Linked DNA regions of Mus musculus: region 2 is linked to region 1. A link is a contact called in ENCODE Hi-C data. All regions are on one chromosome and are shown on one strand. Each heading gives the region's core, a stretch centred on a gene start or an enhancer-like site at or near the end of the contact. The rest is flanking DNA. Distances are from core to core; before and after follow the strand shown. Region 1 holds the start of Apmap (adipocyte plasma membrane associated protein). Region 2 holds the start of Cst7 (cystatin F (leukocystatin)).

Evidence for each region. A loop is a pair of places that touch in the nucleus more often than their neighbours do.
Region 2: a map of left cerebral cortex shows a loop between it and region 1 (2.4-fold over the local background). The contact joins the promoter of Cst7 here to the promoter of Apmap in region 1. A Hi-C loop is called at or near these places in 5 of 37 maps with a recorded cell type or tissue (T-helper 1 cell, T-helper 2 cell, left cerebral cortex and 1 more).

Annotation. Positions count from the first base shown.
Region 1 is chr2:150,605,237-150,611,764 of GRCm38, reverse strand. Apmap (adipocyte plasma membrane associated protein) reads left to right here and starts at 3,198. Exons shown (of 9, transcript NM_027977.3): 1 at 3,198-3,377. The coding sequence starts at 3,286.
Region 2 is chr2:150,566,418-150,572,945 of GRCm38, reverse strand. It overlaps Cst7 (cystatin F (leukocystatin)), which reads right to left and starts at 2,531. Exons shown (of 4, transcript NM_009977.3): 1 at 2,361-2,531. The coding sequence starts at 2,427.

The sequences.
Region 1 (6,528 bases), core at 1,949-4,448:
ATGTTTTGTCTGAAAGTATGTATATACACATATGTGTGCTTGGGGCCCACAGAGGCTAGACAAGGGTTTTGGATCGCCTGGAAATGGAGTTGTAGACAGTTGTAAACTGCCACGTGGGTGGTGGAAACTGAACCAGGACCCTCTACAAGAGCAAATGTGCTTAACCATTTAGTTCTCTCTCTGGGCCCTTCTTTCCACTTTCTAGTCATTTGCTGTCCCCTTTAGATGGTTCATCATTCATCAGTGGACCCTGAAGCCTACCCTTGCTTATCACCCCTTGGTCACCAACCTCAGGACCCCTCAAGTCCTCCTACTTTGTCTCTTGCCCTTCTCTATCCTCCCAGCTCTTCATCTGGAATCTTACTTATCCAGAGTTGGTGCACATGCTCCGCTGGTTTACTCCTATGTCAGCACAGCTTTCCCTGAAGGTCTCAGGATACCTAGCCTGTCCTTTGTGCCACTCCTTTATAACAGTCATCTATGTTTTCTATCTTCCCTCCCCATTTACAACCATGAATATAGACACATCTGAGGACCTTTGTTTTGTAACAACCCTTAGGACCTGACAGGCATTTGGGAAGTATCTGTATAAAGAATTGAATCAGTATGGGATTAGAGGGTAAAGCTTAAGACTAAATTCAGGTTTGTTTCTATTTTGTCTAATTTACCACATTGGGAGATGACTGCATAATATCATGTGCTTCTTTTTCCATGCTGGGATGGCCCCATTTTTGTTGTGATAAATGTCGTCTGTGTAGACGAGCGTTTCAGCGAAAGTGAGCTGCATCGTAAGTCCCAGGATGTGTAGTAGTCTCACCCAGTGGTTCCCAGTCAAGGGCCCTTTTGTCCCTTGCAGGACATTTGGGCAATGTTTCAAGATATTAAAAAAATATTATTTGTTTCTAATCTCTTGTCATTATAATAAATACTGAGGCAATCAATTTATAGAAGGTTTACGGTGACTCAGGATTGTAAAGGCTTTAACCTATGATCAGTTGGCTGCTTTGGGTCTGTGGTGGTACATTATGGTGGGGGTATGTGGTGAGCAATTGCTACTCCAATGTGGAGAAATGGGAAAAGTAAAAGAGAAAAGGGATTAACTCCCATACCCTCATCAAAGGCATGCCTCCAGTGTCCCAGTAGGGCCAACTCCTTACAAATGCCATTACCTTCCAGTATCACCCATGCTGAGGACCAAATTTTTCACAAATTTTTGGTGTTCCAGATTAACTTTAGCACTAAACTAGGTGGGGTGCTACTGACATTTAAAGGGTAAAGGCCCCAGGGGTGGTGCAAAATATCCTATACTCATGACAACTGCCACTTTACCTCTACAACAAAGGATTATCTCGCCCCAAATGTTATCAGTGCTGAGGTTGGGAAACCTGAGCTAACCTTGCATGGCAGTCCCATTTCTCTTTGTGCAAACAGTTGGTACAATGAGACAGTAATGCTGATTGGCTGCAGGGCTGGAGGGTGATGTGGGACAAGAGAGCACTAAGACCACATACAACAAGCAGAATGGACTTTACCGTGACTTGCAAACAGAAAACCCCTAAGTCATATTGCATAACACAAATGATCGAAGCTCAGCCTATTCTAACCCCAGCTTATTCAGACTCATGTGCTTCAAGATAAGGCCATGAGTGTATCTCCCAGCAATTCCCTGTGGACTTATTTGTTTTAGAGATATGGCCACTGGCTCTTCCAGACACTTTCCTAGTTTACAAACTCTAACCGATCCGTTCCAAGACCATTTCTAACTTTAGCCCTGAATTTCATGAACAGTCTTCCATAACTGAGGAGCTCACAGGTCGTCTGGTGAATTCCTTTTATGTAGGAAGTTCAGTGTATTCAACTCTTTTTTATTCTTCGTGTGTGTGTTCCGGGTTGTTTTGGCCCATGTGTTTCACACTGGGCATAGGATACGCATAATCCATGTAACAGGCACTGGATGTAACTGGCTACTTGTGACAGCTCAGGAATGTTCACAGAGCCTCCCACAGACGGGGATACTCTGGAGAGTTAATGAGAGATTTTCAGCAATGACTCTTGAGATGGATTCTGGATGATAAAAGTGGTTTAGGTGGAGGTAGAAAAAAAAACGTATCACAAGGAAACAAGGAGTAACATGACAAAGTCAGAGACATGCAATCAGAAGGGGAAGCCATTCAGGTCTCCAGGTAGGCGCCAGACCCACACAGCAGTTGTTACAATTACCCACGATATTATCTTTATAATGTCTGTCTTCAATGATGGAATCAAGTACCATGTTGCCAAGCCTTGGATTATATATAACCTGAGATCCCTACAGAACTGTGTTAAGAAATCTCCACTTCCCTCAAGCGAGAGGAAAAAGAACATTGAGGTGGCATTCTATCGCCATCTAGTGCCGAAAAGATAATGGCATGTTTGCTTCTGTAAAATCCCAAGTGAGGTACAAAATCCAGCACCTATATCCTAGAGATCCTTCCCAATGCCCTACTTGGTTATTGCTGCCTGAAATTCTCCTGTCCGCCCTTTCTCTTCCAATCCTACCCCCACATTCCTTCACCGGCTAAATGCTTCCACTAGACCAAGTTTCTCTCTTTAAAATCACCACTGTATTAAAATTTACATGTATTGAAGTCATGGCTCTCATTAGTTCCAGAAAGGAGGGATTTGCCTGCAGTCTGCTCACTTCACCTCCTGGAGTATGTCCGACTCGCTGTAATACCGTGGAAGCACTACCTGGTGGTTGCTTCATGATTCCTAAAGTTTTGCTATTAGCAGTCTTTTCTACTTGGGCCTGTCTTTAGGTAACTCCCTTTAGAAAATTTATCAAATGTCTATTGTATAACCACTTGACGATCTAGCAGTCAAAATCTGATCTTAACCAAAAGGACACATTTTGAACTTTAGCGGAATCTTTTCAGAAAAGATAACAGTTCAGGCGGGGATTACTGCATTGAACACATTTCGTTAAGAATCAGTGGCATCTTCTCTTTGCAAGCTTGTTACTGCAGACTTCACCGCCCAGCACTCGGACTTGAGGAAGACCCGCTACAGCCTCACTATCCAGACTCGGCTCACTGAGGGAGGGACCCCCTCACCATTTGCCTGCAGCTGTAGGCTGGGGCCAGGGGGTGGAGCCTTACTGCTGTGCCAATCTCCAAAAGGGGGCGGGGCCTGCATTGCAGCTCCGGCGCTAAGTTTACGTCATTTCCTCGCGCCAGGGAGTAGTTCTGAAACCCGCGTTGCTGAGTGTCAAGGCGCTGTTGGAGGTGTCAGTGGAGAGGCGGCAGAATGAGCGAAGCGGACGGGCTGCGGCAGCGTCGGCCCCTGCGGCCGCAGGTCGTCACGGACGATGGCCAGGTCCCGGAGGTCAAGGAGGGCAGGTAGGCAGGACCTGGGCTGGGATCATCCCACGGGAGAGAACCCTCCTCATTATCCCGGCTTGGACCCAGGAGCCGGGTTCGGGCTGACAGGACAATCTGCGGGGCGAGGCCTTGCGTGGACCTGGTTGTCCTCCCTCACGCTGCTGTGGACCTTTTCTGTCCCTTCTTGCCACCCAGCCGCTGGAGCCAACGCCTTTTGCCTTTCTTTAGTTGCACGCATCTTCCCGACTTGTCCTTGTTGGAACCTCTGATACTCCTGGGACAGCCACCTGACCACTGCCGTCAGCCGATTCTTTCGCGTTCCTTGTTATTCACTTTCCTTAAAGAGAAGTCAGAAAAGATGCTGGGTTTCCTTTCTGCGAAGGTCCTCCTCCTGCATCTATTGACGCCGCGCAGTCTGTACTCCTCAGCGTGGAGTAGAGAACCGACTGACATTGTTGGCAGTGTTTCTGAGAATTCGGCCTTGCAGGTTTTTGTAATAGGGACAGTAGTTACTGACAGTAAATCCTTAAAAAGAAAAATTTTTTTTGGGCCCCAGTCTTTCTGACTTTCAAAATGCACTATTAGCCCACATATGAAGCATGCTCCTTAAACCGTACTAGAAGACATTTAAAATTGACTTTTCAACTTGGTGACCAGAATTTTGTACTTTGAATATCTAGATCAGCCTCAAAGTTGTGGAATTAACTTATATGATAGAAATATTAGAAATATTTCTTTGGTCACCAGCAATGTGATGAAGGGATGTGGTGCATACTAGATGAGAGACAGTTTTTGCTTCTGATGATCGGTTTGACTAATGGTAATAAGATAAACATACAAACATGTTTTGGCTTTGGAAAGAGGAGTTTGTAAAAGAACAGGAAGGTACTAACTAGTATGGATCTTGATTAGGGAGACCAGCCATCCTAGGTAGCCTTGAGATCTCATTAACTAGGACTCACCTTGCTAAATGTGGGTAGATTATGACAAATTGCTCACCCTGCTTGTTGTGGGTATTGCTAATTAATTGCTAATGGTTGGTGAGTCTTTTAATGGATAAGCAAGGAGTGGCCAAACCTAACTGCAGGAACTAGGAGAACTAGGAAAGGGTGGAGCTGTGGAGAGCCCTATCTGGGCACTTGGAGAAGAAAAGTGTTTTGAAGCCTGGGTACCCGGGGACTCTTGATAGATTGGCCTGATATTTAGAACAGCTTCTGTGATACTTGTGACCCACAGGCAAAGGGGCATATTTATCTTTTTTTTTTAAGGTTCTCTGTTGGATTTCTTCCTTAATGACTACAAATTAGACACCAAACTGTCTCTTTCCATCTGATCTTTTCCAATGTCTTACATTTGTGCTTACACTGTTTTGACTTTGCCATTTGTAAACATATTTGCTGTTTGTCAACATGTTTGTTATTTTATCTTTAGTGATCTGTAATGGTTGGGTTTTTTTGTTTGTTTGTTTGTTTGTTTTTTGTTTTTTGAGACAGGGTTTCCCTGTATAGCCCTGGCTGTCCTGGAACTCACTTTGTAGACCAGGCTGGCCTCGAACTCAGAAATTCGCCTGCCTCTGCCTCCCAAGTGCTGGGACTAAAGGCATGCACCACCACCGCCCGGTGAAATGGCTGCTTTTAAAGTGAGTTATAGCCACCTTTCTATACTTACAGTGATAACATTCCTGTTTGTCGTTTTCAGCAGTTCTCCTGTATTTTTTTTCTTGTAGTCATCTCTAATAGTTTGTCCAACTATCTTCTTGACTACTGTGAGGGTAGAGGATTGAATATGAATCAGGAAAGTTTTGTGAAGAAATCTGAAAGTTGGGAGTTCAGAGGTTGGACATTTACCTAATACATCCAAGGTCCTGGACTTGATTTTCAGTGTAGAAAATTAAAGAAAAAGAAAGCATGGAATCTGAAAAAAGTATAAACAAACAATGTTAGAATAAATTTTAGACTTGCTAAAACTTGCAAACCTAACACAAAATCTTAAACTGACTTAAAACATTACTAGATTTCTCTCTCTCTTTCTCTCTCTCTCCCTCCCTCCCTTCCTTCCTAAATATTGTTGCACAGTAGAGTGTGAATTTTGTAGATGATAACAGGAGGTTGCAGTATCAAAAATCTTAGACACACCTCAGAATGGATTGATTATCAGAATAAAAGAAGAAAAACAGATTTTAATAGAGGAAGGAACATTTTGCAATACTTTGGAAAGTTTCCTGACTTGCAGGAACAGCAACATTCACGTTGACAGGGTTATTGAGGTCTCTGAGAGTGAATGACGTTACAGACTTGGAGGATGAGGTGAGAGTGAGTGAAGGACAGACCTGGCTGCTGGACTGTCATTCAGAAGCATCTTTCAGAATTGTGCTGTGAGAGTGAGTCTTGGGGTTAAAGCTTCAGAGTGAGCTACACAGCAGATTTGATTGTTGAATCCTTGTAGTCAGTGTGGAGCACAGACGAGTGGGGCATTTTAACATGCCACCGCCTGTTAGAGTCACTGTTTGACAGGGGTTTCTCAAATACTTCAGGAACTTTATTGAAAGAGCAATCCTTACACTGTGAGACTGTCTTTTGAAACACCCTTCTGTTTAGAAAGTTTGCTTTAGTTTTTAAGTATATGTAAGTGTTCAGGAGTGAAAGATGCACTGAGATTTAACAACAGTGTTTAGTGAGTTTCTGGAGGTCTAAGTTCAATTTTCAAATTTTCCAATCTAAGATGGAGATAAGAGAGTTAGGATTATAGTGTTTACATCTCAGCACTGTCTACGTGTGTCTTCAAATGGGTCTTTTTGTTTTTGTTTTTGTGTTGTTTTTCGACACAGGGTTTCTCTGTGTAGTCCTGGCTGTCCTGGAACTCACTTTATAGACCAGTCTGGCCCCCGAACTCAGAAATCCACTTGTCTCTGCCTCTCAAATGCTGGGATTAAAGGCGTACGCCACCACCACTTGCTTTTCTGTAACTGCTCAATTAAGACACTAAATTTTTACTCTTTTTAGAGAAAAATGATTCTAAGAGAAAAGAATGTGAAAAATGAGCAGATTCGAGGTTCAGTTTCTTTGAAAGATGAGACTTGTTGCTCTTTGGCCTTCATGCTTCCTAGGTTGCTTGTTACAGTGTGGATTTGGAGCCAATAGATTTTTTTTTTTCTGTAGAGTTCACAGTT
Region 2 (6,528 bases), core at 1,282-3,781, 38 kb after region 1:
GCACGAAGCAGTAGTCAGTATCATCCAGTACCATATCAGATATGATATGACTGCAGCAAGGATCTCTGAGGACAAACATGTTCATGGGAAATCTAGGTCAGTGGTCCATTCAGGCCTAGACCCAACCTATAACAGCTTTTAGAACTTTCTGTGGGAATCCAGTATACCCAGGCCTAGTTATGCCCTTAGCCCTTGCTATGCAGAGCAGGTGGCTACATGGCTGCAGGTTTCTTGCCTAAGCAAACAAGCCTCCTCTGCAAGTCCTACTGGAAAGGGGCAGGCGATGAGGCAAACGGTGACCACCGGCAGGGAACCTTTGTGGAAGAAGTGACACATTGAGAAAGAAGGCTCCCCATTCTCACCAACAGCTAAGAGGCAGAGACAATGAATGTGGCAATTTCCTAAATTCTGAAGATTGGGGATACTGCTTGGGGCAGTTTAACTCCTAGGCACAGAGCTATGCCATATGCTCAGATCAGACACAATCAGTATCCTTGTTGCTTTGCCTTGGCTCACAGAGGATTCCAGAATTCCACAGGAAGTAGGGAGGAGGGAGGGAGAGAGCAAGGAGGGAGGAACGGAGGGAGGGAAGAGGGAAAGAGAATGAGAATATGAATATGAATGAATATGAACCATTAGAGGTCAAGGTTCCCAGCTGTCTGAGAGGAGCTTGAGAGTACCCCATTTTGCATCGGAGGCCTTAATGGAAGCATCAGGAAGGGAGGTACCATAGTGGGTAGAGATGTGGTTCATTAGCACAGCAGAGCAAAGGCCTGGCCATTGACTTGCAGGCAATGGTGGGCACTGTTGGGAGTACCCCAGGCCTATAAGCACTTTGTGAGATCATCACTGAGCTACTTTCTCTAAGACATTCAGGTAAGAACCAGTTACTGGCATCTCAAAGGGCAGGCTGAAGGAAGTTCCAAACTTCTCAGATGGTGTATATGGGGCTTGTAGTATTCCCAGGTTCCAGTGTGAGGGTGGTGTTTATTTGGGTCTGGGCAGAGAGGCCTGAAGGGGGTGGCTCAGAGAAGCTGTTGAGGGCAGGTGAATGGAGAAGATTCCTTTCAGCTCACAAATTTGGGGGAAGTTAACGTGGTAGAGACAGGGAACTGACAGTCCTCCAATATCTCCCCCAACAGCTGTCCTGTGGTGTTAACTATAATGTGGTAGATGTGGCCACTCTGTTGAATTAGGCCTCAGAGGAGGCAAACACAGCATCGTCAAAACACCGAGTATAAAAAACCGAAACCCTAGGATCGGTGAGATAGCCAGTACCAATGTCTTCCCCAGATCTCTCACATAGGCCAAGAGGGCTTTGCAGCATGAACACCAGCTTCTGCCCAAGCTTCTCTCTGGACAACTGGGGCAGAGGAATCGTAGGTAGGCCAGGAAGGGCCTCCTAGTGAGCACTAAGGCCACAGGGAGCAGGGCATGGAGAGGCAAGGTCTGTGGCCTGGCCCGTGCTTAGTGCTGTCTCCTCTTTTACCAGTTAACTACCTCTTTGCCAATGACCCCCCCCCCCCGAGCTGCTGTGGTCCATCCTCATCCTCAGAACAGAAGCTCCCCTACCCATTACTGCCCTGTCTCCACAGTGCCCCATTCACAGCATCTACTTGGGTCTTGGATTTGGAGGCTATGCCCTACTGTGTCTCTACACTTACTTCTTTGCACCTAATTGCTGTGAAGGGGGATTCTATGTCCTTGGTGTCTCTTGGGTATTCCCTTTCACTGCCTCCCAGTGACCAGACCCAGCCTGCTTTAAGGAGGAAGAATGACAAAAGCCTTATGCATAAGCGCTGTCTTCATCTACTGGGAGATGGTCAGTTATCAGCTTTTTTGTCAGTTAGAGGCAGGGCCCTCAAACTTTATCTATGTGCTGAATCTGCTTGCTGGGGCAGACATCTTCCAGCTCTCTGTAGGGAAACAGGCACTCATGGCTGATGGTTAGCAAGTTAGCTAGCCTGGTTGCATCTCAGCTTTCCAACACAGGCGACTGCCACCCCTCACTGGCCACTAGCATGCTGACTTGCACAATACTTATCTTACTGGGGTCTCTGCAGTAAAGTCAGTTAGAAAAGTAAAGCTGTCAGATATAGACTGAGTGAGGCCCTTGAACAGAAGAGAACAGAAGTTGTTCTCTTTATCCCTGTGGCTGCTGTTATGCTTGATCCCTGATGTCTATTCTGCTTAGAAGTAGCTGCTGCCAGGATCCCCAGCCCCTTGCCAGGGTCTTTCTCAGGGTTCCAAGAGTGTCCTAAGAAAGATGCAAGACTAACAGGCCAGGGTCCCCATACTTCTACTACTAGAAGGTGGTCAGAACAGTACTCTGGGATGGGGCCAGATGACCCTTCTCTTACCTGGGGGGCGTGCCCCATGGGTGTCAGAAGTTAGGCAGCAGAGGGCAAGCAGAATGGCCAGCCACATGGCTGGGGAAATGCAGGGAGCATGTAGTGGGCCAAGTGCTCGGCAAGTACAGCTCCAGGACCAGGGCATGGTGGGGTAGCTTCAGTGGGGCGTGGTTTCTTGCTGAATCATTTTAACCAGAAGCGCTTCATCTTCAGGACTTGGGGCCACAAGAGCAACCACTTCCTTTAAAGAAGTTTCCAAGCTGTGATCATTTGCAGGGGGAGGCAGGGGGAGAGAAGTGAGACCCACGAGCGCAGCACCCTCTCTCCTTCCCAGGGTGGGAGGAGGCAGTTTCCTACCATTCACCACACACGGGGGATGCTGATGTGAAGAAACCAGGGGATTTTCAAAAGTAGTCACTTGACTGTCCTTCTACATTTATAGACTCTCTCCCCTCCTGCATTCTAGTATTCAGAATAGCCCCCTTCAAGAGACAAGAAACTATGCTGTCCGGGTCTGAGGGGTTATCTGCAGGAAAGCTATTCATACTTTCCAAAGTCCTTGGGAGGAGCATTGGCACGTGGCTTCTGTGCCTCAAACAGGAGCTCAGCACCGTGAGAGCTGAGATACTGATCATGGCCCACTCTGGGCTCAAAGCCTTCTAAGGAGATGAAATTACGTAGACAGAGGTCTGATTCTGGCCATGCCTCTACTTTCAGCCCATGGTTTGGAGTGGGTACCTATACCCAGTTATCTGAATCTGAATCTAGGCTTTGCTGTCATTAGACTAGGAACAGCCCATGCACCTCAGTTACCTCTGGGGACTTGTGAAACATTGGAGTTTCTTTTGCATAAAGGCTCAGGGTAGGAGGAAAGCAAGCTGTAATCGGCTTCAGTGTGGAGAGGTATATTCGTCTCTCAGAACTAGGCTAGGAAGGTAGTGTGGAAGGATGCCTGGGGTCTTACTTGCCCCCAGGAGACACATGGGCCTCCCAGGCTGCCTGACATACAGATATAGTCAGATCCTGGATGCTCGGGGCAGCGGTGGAGGGGGTCTGAGCCAGGTGAATTGTGCTGGATCCTACTAAATTCCAAACAGGGCAGATAGGGTCTGCGGGACATGGACAAACTATGTAATCTGAGGTCCCAATAGGTTTCTGGGTGCTGCAGGTAGTATTCAGTAAGTAGTAGCTGTTATGACAACCCCCCATGGTCCTTTCCTGTTTGATCTTGGGATCCTTATTTTTGGCTGCTAGGGTCTGGGACACAATGTCTTCAGTATAAATGGGATAGAGTAGTGCCCGCTTCAGTTTCAAACATCCACTGAGAGGTTGGGAGTCAGAACATAATCCACGTGTTGTATTTCTAGCAGTAACCAGAGCATCAGTAGTCTAGGTGGGAGCAGGAGATGGAGCTAGGCTGGCTGCTTGGTCTTCAGGCCAGTGTGGTGCAGTACAAAGATAATTCAGGGATTTGAATTCCCCGCCTCTGTGCTACATAAAGTCTGAAAGCTTCTGCGGAGTCCCTAAGGAGAACCTCATCTTGTATAGTTCTTGAGATTGTTGAAAATAAAATGCAGAGTCCCATCCTCCAGTTATCCGGAGAGACGTTGAAGTCCAGCTTTTCAGGAAGCTTTGGGAGTGAGAACACTGCTTGCAAAAGAATGGGATCCTGTACGTTGGAATGGAAGATTCCAGGGAAGCAGGGGTATTGAGCGCCTGAATTCTCAGTGAAAGAGGTGGTGTCCTCAGTGGGCTAATCCTGGGTTCTGAGCATGAGTTAAGGTCAGCTGTGGTGAAGTCCCTGAGGTACCTAAGGACTGTGCCTGTCCTTAGGTCAGCATGTAGACAGCCCCTGGGTACTAAGGATGCATTTTGGCCAGGGTGGGTCATCTCCTACTTGCTGGAGCTACACATGCATAGGTTGCAGAGTGCAAGTGGTCTTTGAGGTACTGCCCTTGTCCTCAAGCCAGATTGTGGCACAGGGCTTGAAGTGGCAAATGTATGAGGTACCCCATGGTACTGGGCTTTAAGTAGACTAGCCTGGAATTGTTCCTTTGGATACTGGGCCTTCCATTGGATGCATTGTGCACATGGCCACCTGGGTATTGACTCTAACCTGAAAAGCATGCAGATGGGCTCACAAGTACCAGTCAATACTCTGGTGGACAGTTCTCAGCTGGCCCCCTGGGTACTGGGGCCTAACATGGAGTTCAGTGTGCTAGTGGCTCCCAGGATAAGGTACCTGAATTCAGCAATGAGGCAGTTCCCATAGGTAATGGGCTAGCCTTGAGGACATACGTGGATAACCCTCTTGATATTGGGTCTGCCCTAGGAGCAATGTAAGTTCAACAGCATTGTTACTGGTCCTCACTGTTTCCAGCATGAGCGCAGCCCTCAGTGTGCTTGTCCTTCCTTCCATGAAGTAAGTATAGAAGTCTTCTGGGTACTGAGCCTACATTAGGGAGCATCCTGTTTATCTGGTCTTCCTGGATACTGACCCTTCCATGACCATTATGATACGATAAACCCCCTTTGGTAAAGGCTTGTCCTAGGGGGAGGGGGACTGTATTCAAGCAGGTTCCTGGAGATGAGCCTTTTCTGGGATCCTCTTACAAGAAGCCCCCAGAGAACTGGACCTATACTGTGAGCACTGTAAGGGATGTCTCTGAGTACTGGGAATGTCCTTAGGATGTCACTGTAGGCAGCTGCTTAGGTAATGTTCCTGTACTTGGGACAGCAAGTGTGATGCCACATGGGTATGGACCTGACCCTGTCCAGCAACCTGAGGGATGTCTCTATGGTGGGTTAGAAGCCCAGACCCCTGTGTGCTACACTCAGATCTATGGTAGGCACCCAGGTTGTTCTCCATTTCACTGTGGACCTTCTTTGATGTGTCACTGGACTTTTCAGGCTGTATTGCTTAGTGTCAGCTACTACACATTGTTTCCCTTTTAGTTTTGATTTCTCACAAGATCTGAAGTGGAGAGGAGTGGTGGTGGTGGTGGTTCTGTCTTTGGGTTTGACAGAGACTTTCTCTCTTCATCTAGGTGGACTTATTTACTCAGGAGTCAGGGTGCTGGAAGCTCAAGGTCATACAAAACTTTCAGTGGCTCTAGGTTCTTGTGTGAATTTGAAGAATGAAATTCATGGGACAGAGAGGGTGAGTTTTAGAAAAGAGTTGTATTACTGGCTGCTTAGGAGAGAGAAGGCAGAGCTACTGGATAACAGGAGCAGGTTCCAGGAATAGTGCCATCAAGGGGTACCATCAAGCACCTGCTAGTCTGGCAGCTTTTTATAGGATCAACAGCAGGAAGTGGGGTGAGGCATGAGCGGTCACACAGTTGGCACTGGTTACACAAAGAGGAGAGAAGATGACAGGAAACCAGGACTTCCTTCTGGCATTTCTGGACTCTGGCCAAGGACAGAACTGCAGATAGGATCGCAGACCTTCTGGGAACTGCTGTTCTTTAGTGTCCATGCCCTAAAACTGCCTGGCTAGTTTTACTTCACATTTTCATCATTCCAGACCAGCCTTCTGAAGAGGTCACCCCAGCTGCTCTTTGCAGTGTAGGTGATGGTGATCTTACTGTTTCCTGCTTGAGTGGAGTTGTTTGGTGCGGCAGTTGGAGTGTCCCACCATGGACCTTTCTAAGGGACCTTGATAGTACATCACCAAGGCGCATCAAACTGAGAGAAGTGCCTGCTGTTACCTGTGCCAACCTGAGATCCTCCTTGACCAGGGGTACGGGTTGCCAACTGTTGAAAGCCTCTGCCGGCAGGCAGTAAGTGTGTACATGCAAAGTGGAAGCAGACAATCTGAAGAATCAAGTGAGTGTCCTCCTCCCTCAAAAGAGAGGAATTTCAGGCTAATACAATGTTGGCTATTTCCAGCTAGATCCCATGCTTTCCATCCTCCAGGATAAATGTGACCAGGCTCAAGTGCACAGATCTGTGTCTGGTTTCTCCTTTGTCTTTCCATCATCAGGGAACCCCCTGATGGTTCTCCCTTCATTAGCCACCTTGAAGAAAGGAAGTGCCTCGTTCCAACTCCCCTTCCCAATCATGTATGTATCATGTACAATTAGAGATAACTAACATTTTTGGATATGTTAGAGTCTTAGATCATGTAAAAACAAAGTCTTAGATCCAAAGAGAGCCATGAGCTAGAACTGATCTG